Linked DNA regions of Homo sapiens: region 1 is linked to region 2. Evidence: chromatin loops called from intact Hi-C (ENCODE). Cell type or tissue: heart left ventricle. All regions are shown on one strand. Each heading gives the region's core, and the rest is flanking DNA. Links, peaks and the distances in the headings are about the cores only.

Region 1 (5,376 bases), core at 230-5,229, 170 kb after region 2:
GAACCGAGCTATCTTCACAGCTTTTTGGTTCATCACCCTGCCTGCTGCCCCCAGATACCCTGCTTTCTCTCATTCTGTAGGCTTTCCCACAGACATACCCTCCTTGCTGGTGTGAGTCCTGGGGCTCTGTGGCAGCATCCCTTAGCTATTCTGATGCAGCTCCCTTGCTGTGCAAAATTTCCTTTTTTTTTTTCCCCTAAAATAATTCTTGAGATGTCCATAACTTCTTTTCTCTCATCCCTTGGGGCATCATACTATATGGAAAATGATTTACTTCTATTGAGAGCTTACGTGCCAGACTCACCCAAACCTTTACACATGTTATTTTGCTTAATCCAAACAACAGTCCTATTATTCTCCCCATTTAACAAATGAGAAGACTGAGGCACTTGAAGTAAATTGTCCAAGATCATACATCAAGTGGCAAATGGTGATATAACTTTTGCATTGGCAATCTGATTCCAATTTATCATTTTGCAATATCTCCATTTGATAATTCAAAATCACATTTGCATATCAAAGGCAATTACTATCTTGTCTGGGAAATCTCCACTGTGTTCTTTCAGATTCGTGATGCCCCTTTCTATCCCCGCGCCCCAATGATAAAACACGTTTATTACAGAATTCTCTAACCTTCGAGAACACCTCTGTATAGGTGTGTTAACTTTGTGAAAATTTACGAAAATGTACTTGTGATTTGTTCACTTCTCTTTATGAATGTTATACTTCAATTAAAGAGTTTATGTAAAAGATACTGTCAGATCCCTGAGTATCTCACCACCTGCACTCAGTTTTAGGACTGCAATGCAATTTGCCAGTGCTTTGCGGAAAGGTGAATTTTGGGATAACACCTAGTCATATTTAAATGTTTATGACTGGACAAACTGCTAGCTGGGCATGCTACGTCTGACCCCATGTGCTTTATGTAATACAGAGGTTGTAAAAAACTTATTAGAACATTATTTCAATGAGGGGAGAACCTTATGTTATTGTAAGAAACGTGTGCCCTAACTGATTTCACTTGGAAGACAGAAGGTTTTATATACTACAGTTTAAAGCTGCTTTCACTTGGTTGGAATTTGGGATGTAATATATTTCAAACAGGGTTTCACTCATATGGGTATACTAATTAGTTTTTCAGGTTTCCAGGTTTCAATGCTCACAGAAAAGAAACAATAAAAATAAAATACGTAATTGTGCAATGTGATACAAATTACCAAGGAACCAAAGTAATATTTATCAAGCACGTATGACACACATTATCTCATTTAACCTCCATAACAACTCTATAAAGTAATATGATTATTTCTGCATTTTGCACATAAGGAAACTGCCGCTTACAATAGCGCATCATTTGTCCAAGGTCAACCCGGGACTGTTTGATTCCAGTTTTACTAATTCCTCAAGAATAAGCCCTGCTAACTTCCCGTTAACTGCTTGGACCCTCCAAACAATCCAGTGAGGCCGAGTGCAGTGGCTCACACCTGTAATCCCAGCACTTTGGGAGGCCGAGGTGGGCGGATCACCTAAGGTCAGGAGTTCCAGACCAGCCTGGCCAACATGGTGAAACCCTGTCTCTACTAAAAACACAAAAAATTAGCCAGGCATGGTGGCGGGCGGCTGTAATCTCAGCTACTAGGGAGTCTGAGGCAGGAGAATCGCTTGAGCCTGGGTGGAAGAGGTTGCAGTGAGCCGAGATTGCGCCATTGTACTCCAACCTGGGCAACAAGAGCGAAACTCCGTGTCAAAAAAACAAAAACAAAACAATCCAGTCGATTAAGTATTATTATTTTCCCCATTTTGGGGGAGGAAATAGGTCCAGAAAGATAAAGTGTTTAGTTGGATATTTGCAGAACCCAGACTCACTCGCAGTTTCTCAGCCTCCAAATCTGGTAACACCTTACACTAGATAACACCATTGCTCAGGCCCACAGTGTAATTTATTTATGTTGATAATAGATATCAAAGACTAGACATTGAAGGTGGAAATAACAAGATGATAAAATTCTTTCAAATCCCTGGTCTTGGAAGAATATCCCTGTGATACATTTAGCAGTTCAGCAGCTTTAAGGCAGACATTTCTATAGCTCTAATTGCAGCCATTTTAGTTCCTAACAAACAGGTCCAGCCCAGGCCCCCAATCTGCATCAGTTACTTCTGGAAAAGGAGTCAGGATCTGCTTCTTGGAGGGTAGAGTCACACACATACAAATGCACACGTGAATCTCTCCATGGCGTTTAGTCTAGTTCTGTGGTTCTCAACCATCCCCTCCCAACGAACCCAACCCCAGTGCAGTTTTACACTCCTCCCACTGGACTCCACCCTCACCCTGTACACACCGGATATTTGGCAATGCCTGGAGATACTTTTGGTTGTCACAACTGTTGGGGAGCTGCTACTGGCCTCTAGAGGCCAAGGATGCTGCTAAAAGTCCTACAATGCCCCCTACAACAAAAAAATTACGTGGCCCAAAATGTCAATAGTGCTGAGGTTGAGGAGCCTTGGTCTAGTGAATGCTGTTAAACACACACACAACTGAAATTACTTAGGATTGAATTGACCTTGGAGATTATGGCAAAGTAATGAAATTGAAGGTATTCTCTAGAGTGGACTGTTTATCTACCAATATACATTTACAAGTTATATCTGACCCATTTCCAATTATGATTTTGGCTTACCACAAATGCACACACAAGACAGTTACAGTGAAGATTTTTCAAAAAGATCAGAAACCATCGAGACAGTGGGGAGAAAGAAAGTACATTCAACTTCTGCTAGTCACTGGGGATTTTCTGTCATAATTCTTTAAAAATCACATTGATATGTCTTCTCTACTTACTTAAGCACTTTGTTGGTACAAGCCAGGTTTTCATTTATTCCAGCCCAATAAGAATTAGAAAAAGAAGACTTGATGAATTCTAATATTTACCTTCCTGCCTCAGTGAAGAAATAGAACTCCCAGGTTTTCAGACAGAGTTCAAATCTTCTTTGGGCTGACCTTTTAAGAGATAATGAGGTTACTTTTCAGCCTGGAGCAGAAAACAGGACAGTGGTTGAGTGAAGTGGGAAGGGTGGCCGGGTTGGATGAGAAAGCCATCAATCAGTCCTTTCCAGGGGGGGTTTCATTGCTTTATTTGAAATACTGTCAAGTTCCAGAACATCAGAGAAAATCATATACATGTACAAAAATACCTTAATATCCATGGGTGTGGTTATGTGCTGTGCTAGTATAAAACTGTAAAATAAGAAAAATTCATTCTCTATTATAGTATATAAGGACTCTATAATAATATAATATGTAATGCCTATTACCTTTTTTCTATATTTACAGTGTATCTGCATTAGACTAATAGTGCAAATAGGAAGGAAGCTATTTTACTATTTTGAGTGGCATTTTACATTGTCCCATAGAACCCCAATATTAATATTAATTAAATCCTTTTTTTTTTTTTTTTTGGAGATGGAGTCTCGCTCTGTTGCCCAGGCTGTAGTGCAGTGGCGCAATCTCAGCTCACTGCAACTTCTGCCTCCTGGGTTCCAGCGATTTTCTTGCCTCAGCCTCCCGAGTAGTTGGGACCACAGGTGCCTGCTGCTACACCCGACTAATTTTTTGTATTTTAGTAGAGATGGGGTTTCACCATGTTGCCCAGGCTGGTCTTGAACTCCCAAGCTCAGGCAATTTGCCCGCCTCAGCCTCCAAGTGCTAGGATTACAGGCGTGAGCCACCGCGCCCGGCCTAATTAAATACTTTTTATTGAACAAAAGTTATTTAGATTCCTACCTCATATCTCGCACCAAAAAAAATTTTAAAGATAAATGTAGCAAAGTAAATGGAAAAAATAGAAACCATAAAAATACAAGAAGAAAATTGTAAGTAGTTTTCTAATCTTGGAGTTTGGATAACTTCTTGAAGCATAGAACAGGAGGCAGGAATATGTAAGAAAATACTAATTTGAGTACTTTTACAAAAATTTAAAACTGCACATTTGATATTTAATAACATTCAAGATTTGGGTTTTAACCTTTGTTCAGCAGTTTTTGTTTTTTCGTTTTGAGGCAGGGTCTCGTTCTGTTGTCCAGGCTGGAGTGCAGTGGTCCAATTGTGGCTCACTGCAGTAGCCTTTAACACTTTGGTTCAAGTGATCCTCCCACCTCAGCTCCCCACTAGTAGCTTGGATGGGGTCTTGCTATGTTGCCCAGACTGGTGTTGAATTCCTGACCTCAGGTGATCTTCCTGCCTCTGTCTCCCAAAGTACTAGGATTATAGGCCTGAGCCACTGCGCCTGGACTGTTCAACAGGGTTTTGATGGCAATTAAATGGGTTGGAAGGGTAACTAGGTGGCAGGAGAGCAAATTTTAAGTTATTGTGCACCTGCTATGATTATGTCATTCATGTCTAAAAGTTGAATGTCTCAAAGCAGCTTTTGACAGTAAACTTTCAATTTCTAGCTTATTTCTGGAATTTCTGCTAACATACTAATTGTTATCTTTTTTCCTTTAACACTTAAGCCATTTAGCCCTTACAACAATCTCACAAGGTATTATCTTTATGTTTAAGGAACACCAGGGTTCAGAAAGCCTAGGTATTTTGTATAAGGCCACAGAGCTAGTGTGTGCCCACAGAGTGCCTGTGTCAAGCACACAGAGATGCTGAGAGCTTGAGAAAGACCCACCAAAGCTTATAATGCCAACCTCACAATCTTCAATCAACACGAGAGTCCCTGAATCCCACATGCACATCTGCACCATCAAAATACTGGGATGCCACCTGTTCACCTTCTTGAGTTATGTTAACTAAGAAAATGAATTTAAGGGCACAGTGAAAATGCATTATACAGTTCTATGTGCCAGGACTGTGCTAAGCACGTTACATGAATTATTTTATTCAGTCTTCTCGAGAGCCCTACTTAGTAGGGTTTTTGTTGTTGTTTTTGAGACAGGGCCTCACTCTGTCACCCAGCTGGAGTGCAGTGGAGCAATCTCAGCTTACTGCAGCCTCAACCCCTTGGGCTCAAGTGATCCTCCCACATCAGTCTCCAGAGTAGCAGGGACTACAGGTGCGTGGCACCATGCCCAGCTAATTTTTGCACATTTTGTAGAGATAGGGTTTCACCATGTTGACCAGGCTGGTCTTGAACACCTGAGCTCAAGGGATCCGCCAGCCTCGGTCTCCCGAAGTGCTGGGATTACAGGCATGCAACACCTTGCCCGGGGCTGGAAGTAGGTATTCTAAGCTGCAATTTACAAGATAGGAAAACTGAGGCTGTTAACAGAGATTAAGCAGCCTGCCCCAAAGTGCCTTAGTTGAAGGAGCAATACTTCCAGAGTATTTTTTTTCCATTAAGTTTGGTAGTTACAGGAGTGTTAGACACTCTT
Region 2 (5,376 bases), core at 233-5,232:
GCCCTACCCACAGGGTTGTGATTCAGCAGGTTGGGGGTGGAACCCGAGAATCTGCATGTCTAACAGATTCCCAGGTGATGCTGCTGGTCTGGGAACCACACTTTGTAAACCACTGACTTAAGTCAGCAAAAAACCCTTTTGAGAAGTGCTCCTCTGGCTTTGAGCTGAGGGAGAACAGAAAGGCAGGGAGGAGCACCTCCTAAGGGGTTTGTGGTGGCTCCTCTTGGAGCCTCTGGGAGTCTCAGGCTGCAGGCACACTCTCTTGTCACCCCAGAGCTTCCTCCCTCCTGGGCCTCCTGGGCCTGTGCTGTCCCCAGGTTCTTCCACCTCTTACCTTGGGTGGTGTCCTCCATCTTGATGGGCACAAGGGGGCTCTGGGGCGCTGAGTCGCCGCTCAGGGAGTAGCTGTGCTCCGCCTGGATGCCTGGCGTAGGGGAGTCCAGTTCCATGTCCAATAGAGGGCTCTTCTCATCCAGCACAGGGTCATCAAAGAAGCTGCTGAACAGGTCATTGGAGAAGTCCTCCATGTTCTCCGTAAAGTGGTCCAGGTGCTCAGGAAAGTGCTAGGGAAGGAAGAGGTGAGGGGAAGAGGGAATTCAGCTTTGCTTGGGAAGGGGGTGCAGGTGCTACTGTGGTGGTGCAGCACCCCACCATGGCCACCACTGTCCCTGCAACCTCCCATTACTGTGCCCATTCCCATTAATATCAGCAACATCACCAATCTCCCCAGTACCAACATTGCAACACCAACTCTCATCATTTCCATCATGACCGTTACCACTGTCATCCCATTCTCTCTACCACCAGCTCCACGCTCACCATTGTTATCTGCAAGGGTGAGCTCAGGATGGGATCAAAAACTCCCTGGACCAGGCAACAGGACACTGGGCTCTGTGACCTTTGTCAAATCACTTAAACTGCGTGAGTCAGTTTCTCAGTCCTTCTTACTTCCTTCATAGGCTGATGTGAAGACAAAGTAAAAGAACAACCGTGTGTCTACGCCAACAAGTTTGTTTTCCAAAGGCAATATTAGTGAATTTTGTATGATCTTTTGCTGGAATGTGGGAAGGGAGTGATGCAGGGCAGTGGGATTCTTGAGGCCTCCAGTCTCCTCAGCAGCACAGTGTCCATCTGTCCTCAAGACTTCGGGGTCTCTCTCCTTTCCCAAGCCATCCTTTATATGGAGAGGTTAGGCTCCGGAGCCCTACTATTTAGGTTCGAATGGTGGCCTCCATCCTTCTAGCTATGATTCAGTGCTGTTTAAACTGTGGGTGGTGACTCATTAATGGGTTGTGAAATCAATTTAGTGGGTCACGACCAGAATTTTAAGTAAAAATAAAACAGAAAAAAAAAAGTAGAAAATATCAGAGTGCACAGCACACAGTGGAGTTAAATACCTGGCAATTAAAAAAAATCACAGTTGTGTGTGTGAACGCACATGTGTGTACTTGGTAATGATGTAAAATATATTTCTTAGAAACAAAAAAGTCTGAAAAATCTTGGTCTCCATGATCTTGGGAAGGTCAATTAACCTCTCTGTTTCATTTCGTCCTCTGTACAGCTGGTAATATTAATAGTTCCTACCTTCCAAGATTGTCATGAGGATTAAACAAGTTAATCCACGTACAGGCCTTATAACAGTCCCTGGCACATAGTAATTACTCAATAAACGTTGCCTCTTATTGTTAGTAAAGCACTCCAGTGGCTGACATATGGTAGGTTCTTGTACATTATTTTTCTCTCTCTAAAGAATTATAAATGTGTAAAGAAATGTTTCTTTCTCTCTCTTTCTGTCTTGCTTGTGAGAGTCTCACTCTGTCACCCAGGCTGGAGTGCAGTGGCATGATTTTGGCTCACTGCAACCTCCATCTCCCGGGTTCAAGTGATTTGCATGCCTCAGCCTCCCAAGCAGCCGGGACTACAGGTGCGCACCACCACGCCCAGCTAATTTTTTGTATTTTCAGTAAAGATGGGGTTTCACCATGTTGGCTAGGCTGGTCTCAAACTCCTGGCCTCAAGTGATCTGCCCGCCTCGGCCTTCCAAAGTGCTGGGATTACAGGTGTAGGCCACCGTGCCTGTCCAATAAATGTTTCTATTGTTTGTTCCTTATTTATTGAACGAATGAATTTGCTGGTGGGTCAGAAGAGATGGGGGATGGGGGGCTGCCTTAGGTCCTGAAGCCCTGCCTGCTGAGTGGTTAAAGGCTTGTGCCAGGGGATTCCTTCAAGGTCTGGAGTTGTTGGCCCTTTCTGGCCTGGAATATTGGGAGCCTGTCCCAACCTGGAAGGTAATGAGCAGAGAAGCCTTCTGTATGAGCATAAGGTTCAGGGCCACATGAGTCTGTCTGCATGGAGTAGGAGATGAACACGAGCTCTGGAGTCACATAGACGTGCTTTTGACTCCTAGCTCCACCACTTGCTAAGTTGCTTAACTTCCCCGTGCCTCAGTTTCCTTATCCGTAAGGGGAAAATAATAGTTCCTACCTCATAGTGTTGCCATGAGGATCTAAAATTTTGTTAGATTAGTACTCACCTCATAGGAGTATGAGGGTAAAATGAGTAAATACTGTACATATAAAACACAGAACAGTGCCTGCTACAGAGTGAATGCTCGATCATTGTTAGTTATCGTCATCATGAAAACTGCAGCCCCTAAACTCTGTCCCCGAGCTGAGCTTGGAACCAATGGTGGGAGTTGTGGGGGGAATGTTTGGCCTTTCCCTCCAAACAAAGCCTGATGAGATAATCCAGGACAAAATGAGCTCAGAAGCCCCATTGGCAGGGGTACTCTCCCACTTCCCAGTTTGCCAGCAATCAATCATCATCCTACATTTCTGTTGTGCTTTTAACCCAAAGTGCTCTCCTATGCATTATTTCATTTAATCTTCACAATTATCCAATGAGACAAGACAAATGCATATTGGCATTTGACAGAGAGAGAAACTGAGGCCAAGGGCGCTAATGCAGCAGGGAGGTGCCCACCATCCCTCACTGTCCAGTCTTTTACAACTGCAGCAGACCCTCCCCGGTCCGGTAATTGCCCTGAAGCAGGGTTTGCACCCTGTTCACCTGCTGCCTTCCAGCACCTGGCTCATGATACTGGTGGAGGGACAGGGCCTTAGAACCCAGATGGCAATGCCATCAGCATACCAATTGTCCATCAATACCTGGAGTGAGGCAGTACCAGGAGGTCAGAGCTGAATGAGTTTCTAAGAATCACTGTGATCCCAGACAGAGGCCATTTACAGGGTATAACCACCCCCCAACCACCCAGCCAGCCACAGCCAGGGCCGCGCTGGCTACACCCTCCGCAGAGCCCGGGCCTGCCGGCTGGGGGCGCTTCCGCCAGTTCTCTCCCTTAGGGTCTCTCAAAGGCCTGGTGTTGGGCCCAGTGGGAGGGGGCTGTGAGCAGAGGGAGCCGGTGAGTCAGCCGCTAAGGTATTTCTCCAGCAGCTGCTTCTCAGGCGATAAGGGTTTGCCAAGCCCCTTCCTGGGGCCTGGGAGAGGAAAGATGCTTCCTCGGATCTGGGCTGGACTCCCTGAAGGCCTTGGCTCAGGCAGATGACCCAGGTTCTTCCCAGAGACCCTTTTAGGGTGCCCACAGGAAACTGCTTAGAGAGCTCAGCTGGCCCCATTGTGTGAGCAGTCCCCACCCCACCTGCTAGAAACAGCAGCCAAAACCCAGCAGGATGGAGCTTCCAGAGCAACGGGAGCCAAGTGGAAGGGGAGGGCGGCCAAGGGGCAGGCGGGGTGGGGGTGGAGGACACTCCGACGCCCAGGTCCTCTTTGCGCCGGGCTTCTTCAGGTGCTGGGTGGACGGTGGGCGCGTCCCATCATCCCTAGGCCCACCTCGCCCTCCTGGGAGCACTGCCATCAGGGACTCCCCTAGAGCGCTCTGCGGCCCTAGTTCCGTCTGATGCCTGGCCTCTCATGGCGGCTAAGGTAGGGTTGGTTTCTATCACCAAGTTAGAGGCAGAAGGGACGGGAGAAAGCTCCCCGACGGTCCCCTGCCCCTCGTTCCCCCCCTCCTATTTCTTAGTAGAGAAAACTCCAGTCCAGAGAGGGAAACACAGCTACCCAGGACGCACAGTGAGCGAGCTGGTGATGTCCGGGGCTGCAAAGTGAGCTGGTGAAGTCCAGGGCTGCCCTGGCGTGTGCGGGACCTTCTGGTCCTCTCACTCCTTCCACCGCATCCACTTGGCCCCATCCCTGGAAAGCCCATTTTGGAGACCTCAGACCTCCTCCGCTCCAGCACGCCCCCTTGTCCCCTCTACCCCCAACCACACCCAGCCCTCCCTCCACTTCACACACAAAAGTTCAGGTTTAGATTGTCCGATGGAAATTGGGGAGCAAGAGCAAGGGGTCGGCGGCCAGGAGTTCACGAACTTCAGGGGAGCCATGTGTCAACGCTCTGAGGGCGACAGGGTTCTGCAGGGGGTGAGCGTCCTACAGGGGTGCCTTTCCAGGCAACGGGGGTGGGAAGCCGGAGAAGGACATATTATGATTTGTTTCCCTCCTCGTTAAAGACTTTTTCCTATAGTCGTGCCAATATAAGCTCCTTCTCGGCTGTCACGCGCAGCCGGCGCCGGCTTCCCTCCCTTGGAGGAGAGGTTCCCGAGCTCTCCTGCTTGCAGACCTGCGTACCCCTCTTCTCGGCTGCACCCTCTCTTGGAGCCTGGCCTCAGCCGCCCGCCCTTTAAATTTTAGAGAAGGATCCGGGTGCCGCCGTCCTGGAGCGGCCCACAAAGGGTTAACCCGGGAACACCCGGGGCCGCCCCTCACCGGAATCCGGCCTGCTCACTGGTGGGAGCCGCAGAGCTCCTGGCCAATGGCGGGAGGCTGCGAGCAGCAGCCGGTGGCGGCGTGGAGGGCACCGGAGGAGTGCAGGGCTCGCGCGGAGGAGGGTCCCGGCCTGCGCCGACGGCCCGCGGCTGAGGGAGCGCAGGGTGCACTGGCTCGGGCCTGCATGGGACCCCTTCTGCGTCTGGGGCCGAGGCAGAAATGGCCTGGCCGTCTCACGGTGTCCTAAACCCCTCATCAGTAGCGCGGCCCCGCCCCCACCCCCGCAGGGAGAAGTGGAGACCGAGGGTCTCCCCGACGACCCCGACTCAAAGGGCGAGCCGGGCCTTAAATCCCCTTGCAGCTCCATCTCGAATCGTCCTACCGTGGGGCGCTTTGGTGGCTGTCTCTGGTGGCGGCAGAGGGGACTCTCCCGGGGCAGTAATGGTACCAGCTCTAGCCTTGTTTTACCCCTCCCTAAATTCCTTCCCCAAGGTCAGTGCAGAGACAGGGTAAAGCTCTGGGGGCGCAGCTGCCTGCTGGGGTCGGTGTAGGAGAATGGTTTCCCTGACCAGAAGCAGCCTCAGCGCGCCCTCT

Evidence for each region. A loop is a pair of places that touch in the nucleus more often than their neighbours do. Peaks named below come from ENCODE experiments on the same cell type or tissue, not always from the same donor. Only the 100,000 strongest peaks of a DNase experiment are listed, where the experiment ranks them.
Region 1: a loop joins it to region 2, with 2.3 times the contacts of the local background. A loop is called at or near these places in 21 of 110 quality-filtered maps.

The regions. Positions count from the first base shown.
Region 1 is chr11:46,124,332-46,129,707 of GRCh38, reverse strand. It overlaps LOC105376661 (a long non-coding RNA gene), which reads right to left. Exons shown (of 3, transcript XR_931252.4): 1 at 2,930-5,376. Among named protein-coding and RNA genes, the nearest start is that of PHF21A, 5.6 kb to the right of the region's middle. In heart left ventricle, for the core only: a CTCF peak has its summit at 2,397 (motif pointing left); no DNase peak of the experiment used is centred there.
Region 2 is chr11:46,295,122-46,300,497 of GRCh38, reverse strand. CREB3L1 (cAMP responsive element binding protein 3 like 1) reads right to left here. Exons shown (of 12, transcript NM_052854.4): 2 at 335-563. Among named protein-coding and RNA genes, the nearest start is that of CREB3L1, 20 kb to the right of the region's middle. RefSeq lists a silencer at 4,752-4,831. In heart left ventricle, for the core only: a CTCF peak has its summit at 3,331 (motif pointing right); DNase peaks (open chromatin) are centred at 3,397, 3,668, 4,807 and 5,115; H3K4me3 peaks cover 2,073 bases; H3K27ac peaks cover 1,733 bases.